2 separate regions of the Mus musculus genome follow, and region 1 is linked to region 2. Evidence: chromatin loops called from intact Hi-C (ENCODE). Cell type or tissue: left cerebral cortex. All regions are shown on one strand. Each heading gives the region's core, and the rest is flanking DNA. Links, peaks and the distances in the headings are about the cores only.

Evidence for each region. A loop is a pair of places that touch in the nucleus more often than their neighbours do. Peaks named below come from ENCODE experiments on the same cell type or tissue, not always from the same donor. Only the 100,000 strongest peaks of a DNase experiment are listed, where the experiment ranks them.
Region 1: a loop joins it to region 2, with 9 times the contacts of the local background. A loop is called at or near these places in 30 of 42 quality-filtered maps.

The regions. Positions count from the first base shown.
Region 1 is chr5:35,793,850-35,796,757 of GRCm38, forward strand. The region is part of intron 1 of Ablim2 (actin-binding LIM protein 2); the gene reads left to right. Among named protein-coding and RNA genes, the nearest start is that of Ablim2, 37 kb to the left of the region's middle. In left cerebral cortex, for the core only: a CTCF peak has its summit at 1,750 (motif pointing right); DNase peaks (open chromatin) are centred at 1,805 and 2,055; H3K27ac peaks cover 2,500 bases.
Region 2 is chr5:35,856,934-35,859,841 of GRCm38, forward strand. It overlaps Ablim2 (actin-binding LIM protein 2), which reads left to right. Exons shown (of 22, transcript NM_001177696.1): 16 at 195-247; 17 at 893-1,031. Among named protein-coding and RNA genes, the nearest start is that of Afap1, 35 kb to the right of the region's middle. In left cerebral cortex, for the core only: a CTCF peak has its summit at 1,355 (motif pointing left); a DNase peak (open chromatin) is centred at 1,337.

The sequences.
Region 1 (2,908 bases), core at 233-2,732, 63 kb before region 2:
CTGTGATGCATCACACTTGATTCCTTCCAAGGCTTTCCCTGTCCGGGACAATCGACAGACGGACAGACGGCAGAGACTCTCCGGCATGCACAGCTCATGCGCAGGTGCCTCCCTCGTGCAGCCAGGTGTGAAGGCCTGCCAGCCTGGAGGAAATCCCAGAGGACTCCCCAGAGGCAGAGGCACAGGGACGTGGAGGTGGAGGAGACAGAGGGGCCTTCAGCTCAGGCTCCAAGGAGCCTGTGTCCAGGGATGACAAGACAGCTCAGAAGTCACCACCAGCTGTGACCCTGTGAATCAGAGCTGGGGATGCCAGGGGCCACTGGAGATGGACAGGCATTGAGAAGTCAGCATAGATGCCCAGAAATGAAGCTGGCACCGGATGACTCTGGGAGGGCTGATGCCTGGTCAGCTGCCCTTCTGGAAGACACGGTGGATGCCCCACTTTGGACCAAGCAGCCCGAGGGTCCTATTCCATGGTCCTGCTGACCACAGGCTCTAGAACAGCCTCCTGGGAGCAGCCTTCAGTCCTGTGAAGCCCCTTCCTCCCGAATCAGACCCCAGTGGAGCAGGATGTAGGCTTCTAGGTCTTGTGTGATGTCTTTTTTTCCCACAGCAAGTGGCCCTCTGATAGGACAGCCATAGCTGGGTCCCTGGCATGTACCTAGCCAGAGTCACTGGGATAAGCAGCTATGGGATTGATTCTGAATTGCCAGAGACATTTAAAAAAATAAATAAGTAATCCTGGGTCCTTTGAATCCTAGGCCCTGGCATAGGCCTTAGGGTTGCACCATGCAGGCCCCCCAGAACCCTCTCCTGACTCTCCTGATGGTGCTTCCAAGCCTTGGCATGGCTGGCCTGGGCCCATTCAGCTGCTCTTGGCCTCAGGTTACTCTCTTGTGAGGTAGGCACCATGCTGGCTTCAGGGGAGTGTCAGGAGGGCTGGATACACTTTTTTGTACCCAGTGGGTCTGGAGCTAAGCAGGATGTTAAGAAGGCGGTGGGTTACACTTTTGTGCTCCCTGGTGACTGACTTCACAGAGTCCAAGCTGGAGCCAGGGAGGGGGAATCTGTGTCCAGCTCAGCCCAAGCCAAGCAAGGAGGACAGGAGACGCCTGCCTCAGAGGCGCCTGGGCCTTTGTTGGCTTTGTTTGGGTACTTTATTAGTTGGAAAGATTGCTTTTTTTCTTAACAGTTGTGTGCCCCTGGCTGCCAGACTGTCTTTGACCTTCAAGGACAGCTTGTTCAGCTTGCTCTGGGCACTTCTATATTTGGAGTGGTTTTAGAGAGGCAGGGTCACTGGATGAGACTCACCACACCCCTGCATCCTGAGTCCTCCTCTCTCTGCCTCTGTTCAGCTCCCCGTGGCCCCATGGATGCCTCATACAGCATAGGACAGTTGGGGACTGTTCTCTCGGTGCCCTCCTGCCTGTCTGACTGTCCTGTTTCAGAGCCTCAAGTCATCTACAAGTAGCCAGAGATGGCAGCATTCTGCCTCTGCTGTGAGAAACATGGCCCCCTCTAAGCACTGGCAGGGATGAGGCGAGAAGGGAACAAGTAGGCTGAGCAGGTTTGCGGTTGCTTCTTCATGGGTATATGTGACCTTGCTAATCAGCAACTGCCCCACATTCTAGGAATGAATCCCACGGGGGCAACAGGCCCACATGTCCAATCTGCAGCCAGTTGAAGGGACACTAGTAGAGCTTACTGGTGTGGAGGGCCATTCGTGGTGCAGATCTTCCTCTGACCACCAGAGGGCAGCAGCACTACCATGCCCATAGCTCCAGGCTGTTTAGTGGCCAGGGTGGGGTCTGGCCAGCACACTCTTAATATAGCTCTTCCCTCAAACCAAATGCATATCCAGTAACTTGGGAACTGGTGCTAGGGATGAAATCCAGGCCTTTGCATGCTAGGCAAGCATCCTGCTACTGAGCTATACCCAGCCCCCACGTATTCCTGAAAAAAAAAAAGGGTTGATCAGTGTTATGGAAAACTTCAGTGTTTGCTGGGCTGGTTGCTAAGCGAATCGCTTTGCCCTTGATCCAGCATTTCCCCAGGACCAGGGGATGTGAGCAAAGGGTGGGTGGATGGAAAGGACAGATGGAAGGACAGATCGAAGGCAGAGGGTGGGTGGATACCCAAGGACAGATGGGAAGGCAGCTAGAAGGCGGGCTGGTGGGATGGTGGAGTGGTGTGGACAGGAACTCTCTCAAGGTCGAAATCCCACAAGAGGAAGAGCTGAGACTACATTCCAGGCTCGCGTAACCCCACAGCCTATGGGAGCCCCAAATCTGAAAATGACTTCTCACTCCACCTGGCCTTGAGCCAGATTCCCATCATATAATCCCTGTCTTGTCTGATCATGAAAAGATGCTGCCCATTGTCCTTTGTGCCCCAAACTGGATGGACATAAAAGTTCTGGAGAGCCACCCCACGCTGCATCACAAGAGCCCCCCTGGTGACCCCGCTATGCACAGCTGTGAGTGACTCCAGCTGTGCTTCCTATACATAGCTGAAGGGCCTGGCCACACTGAGCCTCTCGAAATCCAGCTGAGCCAGAGGGCCTGGCTCTCTGGTCTCCCACCAGCTTTCTCTACTATGAATTGGTGTTTCTGATCCGATTCAATAGGGAAGGGGTTACAGGGCTGGTGTGGCCATCATGGCCCATCATGGCCGAGGTGCTGAGAGGGTGTGGGGATGAAGGGGAAATGGCTGCACCTGACAGCAAGGGATGTGGGCTGTATCGTGTCGCTGCTGCGGGGGACACCACTGTCACTGTGGTCATCAGAACGACATAGGTCACAGAGGGTGGAAAAAGCCCTGTGGCAGAGGGAGGATGAAGTGAGGCCCCTGGTGGACAGCAGCCTGGGTAAGCTGAAACACCAACTGAAGGTGGATATCTGAGGGGCAG
Region 2 (2,908 bases), core at 226-2,725:
CTCAGGACACGCCCACCTCCTGGGCCACAGGCCCCCAAGGAGGCTGCTCCAGTGTGTCATTCCTCCAGCCTGTGAAAGGCATTCATTGCGTTGTCCTTTTGGTTGCTTTTCCTCCCCCTTTTGAGCATTATGTAAAGTAGGGCCCAGGACAGACACAGGGTGAGCTGCCTTTACAGACCGACTTTCCCTTCCAGCTGCCAGGCGATTGGACGTGGAGGACAGCAGCTTTGACCAGGACAGCAGGAAGGTAAGGAGGGGGACCACAGCCCTGCGGGGTGGGATGGCCACTCCAGTGGAACTCCAGTCCTTTTCTCACTCTGCCCCTGGAGTCCCAGGAGGACCAAGGTGGGAGCCATACTCGTCTGCCTCCCTTTATACTCTGTATGGGCACATGCTCTGCCAGGGTCCTGCCTCGGCCGAGTAGCCAGGCTGTGGTTCTGGGACTGAGGAGATACGAACATTGACAAAGAAATAACCCCAGTGCATTCTGGGGTATTTGACATGAAGGTTCTAGAACAGCTTGGCAGGTGGTTTTTTGTTTGTTTGTTTCTGTTTTGTTTTGTTTTTTAAATGAATGGCGGAAAAGTCAAATGTAATAGACATTACTGGCATACCTCTTTGATGTGGCCAGTTGTAAAAGTGCCCCGAGAGGATGTGGGGGCCAGACATCACAACAGCAGGCTGCAGGCAGCATTCGGCCATCTCTCCAGCTGCATCATGAACTTTCAGAATGAGACGCCTTTAATGGTGAGACGGGTACTAGACGTTTGGCTTCCCGCAGTGGAGTTGGCTTGTGGGTTAGGCGTACGGAGCTCCTTGAATGAACGTTCTGGTGAAACGTTTCACCATCGCAGATGACCTCAGTGTTCCTGTGACCTTTTTTCCTCTACAGAAGACAACCTGGCTGCTTCTCAAGGGGGATGCAGACACCAGAACTAACTCTCCAGACCTGGACAGTCAGTCGCTGTCCCTCAGCAGCGGGACTGACCAGGAACCTCTCCAAAGAATGGCAGGGGACAGCCTCTACTCACGTGAGTGGCTCTTCTGAAGCCCACAGGAGACTGCCAGCGAAGGGCCCCCTACTGAGCGGGCCCCCAGATCTCAGCTTTATTGCTCCCCCCCAATTAAGCCTAAGAGCTAGCAACAGCATGTAACCCTAACATTTGGATGGCAGAAAGATTGCTGTGAGTTTGAGGCCAGCCTGAGCTACATAGTGAGACTCTGTCTTAAAAATAAAATTAAAACAAAACCAAGACCTCCCAAACAGCCTAAGAATGTGAATCAAGCCAGGTAAAGCAGTGTCTCTCCACAGTGACATAGCTAGCTAGTGTGTGCACAGCGCCCCCTCGTGGTTCTCTTGGAGCAGGCAAGAAAGCAAAGAGAACAGCTCCCAGGGCCTCTTTTCTCTGGGGGCAGATGTGGTCATGGTCAGGAGGCGAGCACAGACCTGGAAACTGGTACAAGGCACTGTCCTGGTCCCTGTAACACACCGAGAAAGCACTTGGAGTTTCCTAGGTAATACGACCCGATGTCACGGGTAGCAAAGCTGGTGTATGCTTAGCCTTGCGGGTGTTGTGAAGCCTGGCTTAGGGATGATTCCCAAGGATAGAGTACATTCCCATCCTGTTGTTCACTGAAGATGCTGTAGGTCCCAGGCAGAGCCAGCACAGGCTGCAGGCAGGCTCAGTCTCACACAGAAGCAGCCTCTGGTCTAAGCTGGGCCTAGCAGTTGTTGTCCATAGCTGTGGCTGAGGTTGGACGTAGAGGTGACGGGAATCTGTGGTGTGAGAAAGCAGAGGGAACCCCGCTGGCATCACGGTGGTACCGACTCTGCGTGAAATCTGCCTGCCCTGCTAACTGGCTTATGATAGAAGCCAGAGCAGCAATGCTGACTCTCGGGTCACTAGGCACCAGGCATACAAGAGTGTTTTGCCTGGCCAACAGCATGACCGTTCTTAAGACCCTCACTTCTGAGGCACTATTTAACCACTACACAGGGGAGGGACGAGTGGAGGTGCAGGCAGCCGGACATTGTGACCAACTGGAAACTGGAATGTTGTTCTGTGGGGAGTCTTTGTAAGCAGATGATGTCCCTTGGGATCTCAGAGCATGCACACAAGGCTGATGTCAACGTGAGAAGGCACACCAAGTGGTCCCACAGGTCTGGGTCTCCTCAGGGTTCTTTTGGGGGAAGAGCTAGCTGAAGGCATGGTGAGAGGAAGTGGAAAGTCCCCTGTGCATGTCTACATCTGCTGGGTGGCTACGATATCATCCCTCGGGACTCCATCCCAAGGATCCTTGCCCTAGGTGGTTGTCTCATGCCGAGGGTGCACATGTGCTTTGTGGGACTCCGGTTTGGACAATGGAGGCTCCTCCACAGAGCAGAACGTAGGGGTTGCCTATTACCCTCGTTGCCCTGTGTAGTGTTCTGGCCTCCAGGCTGAGACTCTGGACTGCCTGAGACTCAGGACTGAGGGAAGCAGAATACAGTGTGGGAAGAAGCAGGGCTGTAGATGTCACCTCTCGGGGTCCTGCTTTGGCTGTGGCCATGCTGTGTGACCTGTGTGTGTACCTATACCACCCTGTGGCACTTTCTCATCTACAGGTGCCAGTACGGGGGTGTTCGTCCCAGGACCTTTTGAGTGCGCTGGTCTCTGTGAGGCAGGCTATTATCAGGTGTCTTCACTGGTCATCCCCACAGTGACAAGGGCTTGTCTGTCATCCCTTTCCTCTGTTGCATCCCCACAGCAAGCCAATGTGAGTGATGCAGCAGCTGTTATGTGAGTTCACCTGGCCCTTAGGAACCCAGGCACCTGTGCTGGCACCTGTGCCACAGCTGAGGAAGGGGGGGTTGTCTGCACAGCAGAACCTTTAGTGAGGGTTTGAACCCAGGCACCTGTGCTGCTGG